2 separate regions of the Homo sapiens genome follow, and region 2 is linked to region 1. A link is an interaction called in ENCODE POLR2A ChIA-PET data of the cell type or tissue named here. Cell type or tissue: MCF 10A. All regions are shown on one strand.

Region 1 (2,500 bases):
CAGGCTGGCCTAGAACCCCTGGGCTCAAGCAATCTGTCTGCTTGATCCCTCCCAAAGTGCTGGGATTACAGGCATGAGCCACTGCACCCAGCTGTCCCACCACGACTTATTATTTCATTAGATCTGGTTAAGTACGGTTATTTTATGTCTGGCTAACAATTCCAGCGCCTGAAGACCTCACGATCTGTCGCTATTGCTCATTGTTTCTCTTGCAATGTTGTTTCCTGGTGCGCCCGGTTATCTCTGATGATGTGCTTGCCCTCATGCTTTAAAAAGTACCTGTAGGAGGAAGGAGTCTCTCCTGAGAGGGTTTGCTCTGGGTTCTGTCAGACAGGCAGAACCATCTGCATTGGGGAACTGCCCATCCAGGACCCCTTAAGCCAAGTGAAAGGCTTAAGGTTCCATGGTCAACCCTGGGAATTTGAACCCTGGGAACTTGAACCCTGGGAATTTGAACCCTGGGAATTTGAACCCTGGGAATTTGCACCCTGGCTCAGTTGCAATTCTGGGTTTCCTCTCAGTATGATGGGGCAGCAAGTTGGGGGCCTCAAGATTTGATTTCTGTCCTCTTCGCTTTATAGGGCTGTCAAGGAAAAGTTCCTGGGTGGGCAAAGGCAACTTGGGGGTTAATTTGTATCATGGGGTCCTAGTTTTCTCTGAAAATTTGGCCTTGCAAATGTGTGTGTGTGTGTGTGTGTGTGTATGAGTGTGTGTGTGTATATATATATATATTTATATATATATTTGAGACAGGGTCTTGCTGTGTGGCCCAGGCTGGAGTGCAATGGTGTGATCATGGCCCAAGTGAACCTCCCACCTCAGTCTCCTGAGTAGCTAGGACTACAGGCATGTGCCAACATGCCCGGCTAATTTTTGTATTATTGTAGAAACAGGGTTTCATCATGTTGCTCTGCTGGTCTGGAACTCTTGGGCTCAAGCAAAATGCCCAAAGTGCTGGGATTACAGGAGTGAGACACTGTGTCCAGCCATAGAGTCTCACTGTCCTTACAGAAAGCCAGAATTCAGTCTGCTTCTTGTTCCCTCAAAGCTTCCTCGAAGTGTTCTAGTGGAGGCGAGCAGTGAAGCTCTAGGAGGCAAGAGGCCTTCTCAGGGACCCCAGCTTTGGCCTGTATGTCTGGGTGTCGTCCTGGACTAGTCTGATCACGTCTCACAGCTGAGTTTCTCAGCTTCTCCTCCTGCAGTACAGGAAGGACAATCCCTTCCGACTGCTTCTCACAGGGAGAGGGCAGTGGTGAGCCTAGAAAATAAAGGCCCGAAGCCAGCCCCGCCCCATTTGTGCCTCTCCCTCCTCTCCTTTTCTGCTTCGCAGAGCAGACAATGCAACAGTCGCCCCCGCCCAGCTCAGCCTGAAGACCCCTTCTCCACTCCCATCCCTTTCTGGCTCAGCCACCCGGCAGTGGGCCAGGTTCGGATGGAGGGAGGGAGAGGAGCTGGAGAGAGTTTTAAGTACTCTCTGGGCTTCTCACATTGCTGGCTTCAGTGGTTGCTGGACGCAAATTGATGTGATGTCAGACACCGGCAGCAGAGAAGGAAGCTAAGGCATTTGGGTCTGTGCTGCTGTGGCACCTGGGACTCAGTGTGAAGGGATCAGGCTAGGTTTGAAATTCTCTTCCGGCTTAATAATTTGCAGGTCTGGGCTGGGAGGTAAAGCTCTGAGTACACTGCGAGTGTCAGGGGTCCGGCAGGGGGGCTCTTTCCAGCTCCTACCCACTCCCGCGTGGGGTGAAACCTTGAGAGATGAGACACCAATCCAGGGCCTCTGAAGACCCACGAGGTAGAGTGCACTTAACAGTAAATTGTGGGCTGGGTGCGGTGGCTCTTGCCTGTAATCCCAGCACTTTGAGAAGCCTAGGCGGGTGGATCACGGGGTCAAGAGATAGAGACCATCCTGACCAACATGGTGAAACCCCATCTCTACTAAAAATACAAAAATTAGCTGTGTGTGCTGGCGGGTGCCTGTAGTCCCAGCTACTTGGGAGGCTGAGGCAGGAGAATCACTTGACCCCAGGTGGTGGAGGTTGCAGTGAACTGAGATCGCGCCACTGCACTCCTGCACGCCAGCCTGGCGAAAGAGCAAGAGTCTGTCTCAAAAAAAAAAAAAAAGAAAAAGAAAAAAAGAAAAAAAAAAAGAGTAAATTGTGGCCAGGTGCGGTGGCCCATGCCTGTAATCCCAGCACTTTGAGAAGCCTAGGCGGGTGGATCACGGGGTCAAGAGATAGAGACCATCCTGACCAACATGGTGAAACCCCATCTCTACTAAAAATACAAAAATTAGCTGTGTGTGCTGGCGGGTGCCTGTAGTCCCAGCTACTTGGGAGGCTGAGGCAGGAGAATCACTTGACCCCAGGTGGTGGAGGTTGCAGTGAACTGAGATCACGCCACTGCACTCCTGCACGCCAGCCTGGCGAAAGAGCAAGAGTCTGTCTCAAAAAAAAAAAAAGAAAAAAAAGAAAAAAAGAAAAAAAAAAAGAGTAAATTG
Region 2 (2,500 bases), 210 kb after region 1:
GTCACTGGTTTTCTGGTTGACACTGCAAATGAATAAATACTTTCCTCCCATTTGTGTCTTTCACTTTTAACTACCATCTCATCTCCTTTCTCTTCCACTGCCACACTTCTTGCTGTCGTTGCTACCCATTTCTTCCTAAACCATTAATATTGGGAATCCACTTCACCAGAAAGACTCGGAAGCCCCACTTAGACTTCAGGCCCAAGTAGCTGTCTCCAATTCAGCTTTTTCAGTGATGAAACAGCTGTTTTGCATCCATCTTCCTTATCTTGTGCCCCTTGTCCATTCCTTCTCTGTGCCCTATCAGTCAGAGCCCTGGGAGGAAAGGCGGGTGACTGGCATTACCACTGCAAGGTATTTAGGGTTATCCATCGCCTCTAATGGTCTCTCCTCTTATCTCTTCTCAGTTTTGCTGACACTTTTCCTCTTACTCTCTAACTGCGGTATCTCCCAAAATTCTGCCCTAGGTCCTTTTCCTTCTTACTCATCACACCCTCCTTGGATAATCTCATCCACCCCGATAACTTTAACTACTTCCTATACCCCAGTAACCACCAAAACTCCATCTGGAGCCCAGGTCCCTCCCCTCAGCTCTAGACAAATTTACCCACGGTTACTTCAAACTCGGTATGTGCCAGCCTGAACGTACCAGTCTCACTGGCTTGCCCCCAAACTGGGTCTTTTCTCCCATGCTCTTGCTCACAGTGTTTGTATGACATAGTCAGTGTCCAGAAAGATGTGGCGTAAAAAATCAATTACAGGCCAGGCGCAGTGTAATCCCAGCACTTTGGGAGGCCGAGGCAGGAGGATGACCTGAGGTCAGGAGTTCGAGCCTGGGCAACATGGTGAAGCCCCGTCTCTACTAAAAATACAAAAATTAGCCGGGCATGGTGGCAGGCGCCAGTAATCCCAGCTTTTCAGGAGGCTGAGGCAGGAGAACTGCTTGAACCTGGGAGGTGGAGGTTGCAATGAGCTGAGATTGCACCACTGCACTCCAGCCTGGGCAACAGAGTGAGATCCTGTTTCAAAAAAATAAAAAAGAATCAATTACAAAAATAAATAAATAAAAGATGAAATTCAACAGTAATAATGTAGGTCCTGTTCCTGGGCTTAAGCAAAACAGCAATAGCACAAGAACAGACTGGAGAAAAGATAGCTTAGCTGAAACACAGAGGAAATCTAAGTCCGTTTGACAGGAAGCTCAGTGTGAGTCAACGGTGTGGCGTGGCTGCCAGAACAAAGCTAATGGAATCTCCAGCTGCTTTCTCAGAAGCACGATGTCCAGATGAGCAATGATGGTCCTGGAGGAGTTTATTTAGTTCTGGTACCAGTTCAGAGGAAATATACAGGACAGTGAGGGAACTCAGAACTCTGTTCTATCCTAAGGAATGACTGAGTAAGCTGGCAACATTTAGATTGGATATTTGCAGGGCTCTCAAATTGAAAAAGAATTAGAGGTGTTCTGTATATTCTAAGGAGGTTAACACCAGGACCAATTTCTTGCAGTCAGAACTATCACACGATTATTTGGGCAGCATATTATGTAACCGGTTTCCTGTCATTGGAAGTGTCCAGATAACAAATGGCTGGCAAAAATGTGGCCAGCATTGGAGTTGCTGTAATTCATCTTGGGCTAATCACCCTTCTCCTCGTCCCTACTCCTGTCAAGTTCAAAATCTTTAATTACGCCCTCTCTCACATACCTTATAATTAAGCAATCAACATTTCCCATTGATTATTTCTCTAAAATATTCTCATATTTTCCCTTCTGCTGCATTCACATTATTACCCTGGACTAAGTCGCCTTGCCTAGGAAAGATTTTTTTAAAAAGGATATCTTCAAATACCATCCCAATCAACCTGACTTCCAGAATCTAAGTGGCAATCTGGAGTAACATTGTCAGTTGTTTTGGCCACCCAGCATCTGCACCTTTTTCTATATTTGGGGAATTCCCAACTCCAGTTATAGAAGCAAGAAATGATGGATCCTTTCTTTTCCAGTCTCCATTACAATGAAGGTACAGATTCTGATCGTCTTTCCTGACAGTTTAACCTCAAGATTGCTTCGGCAGATCCCACAACAGTATTTTTTATCTGCCTAATTAAATCATCATCTAGTTACCTGAAATGACATGCCCACTAAAGATAAGGTTTTGAGGGAGTGGGGAGTGGGAGCCCAGTGTCAAAAATTAAAGTTTTTATTAAAGATATATGATTTAAAAAAACAAAGCTTCTCAGTACCATGCCCTGAAACTCATTAACAGAAGCTGCTTTTACATATTTACACCATACTTAAAGTATACTCACGTCATCCATGTGTATTGCAGCACTATTCACAATAGCCAAGCTACAGAATCAACCTAAGTGTCCATTAATGGATGAATGGAAAAAGAAAATGTAGTACATACACACAATGGAATACAATTCAGCCATAAAAAAGAATGAAATCCTGTCATTCACAGCAACACGGATGGAACTGGAGGTTATTATATTAAGTGAA

The links. ChIA-PET counts read pairs that join two places held together with the same protein. Peaks named below come from ENCODE experiments on the same cell type or tissue, not always from the same donor. Only the 100,000 strongest peaks of a DNase experiment are listed, where the experiment ranks them.
Region 2: POLR2A ChIA-PET joins it to region 1 with 5 read pairs; 1 of 35 experiments calls an interaction of 5 or more read pairs at or near these places.

What each region holds. Positions count from the first base shown.
Region 1 is chrX:154,526,062-154,528,561 of GRCh38, forward strand. No RefSeq gene overlaps it. Among named protein-coding and RNA genes, the nearest start is that of FAM3A, 11 kb to the left of the region's middle. RefSeq lists an enhancer at 783-932. In MCF 10A, a CTCF peak has its summit at 1,269; DNase peaks (open chromatin) are centred at 920 and 1,240.
Region 2 is chrX:154,736,964-154,739,463 of GRCh38, forward strand. The region is part of intron 1 of GAB3 (GRB2 associated binding protein 3); the gene reads right to left. Among named protein-coding and RNA genes, the nearest start is that of GAB3, 13 kb to the right of the region's middle. In MCF 10A, no CTCF peak of the experiment used is centred here; a DNase peak (open chromatin) is centred at 1,228.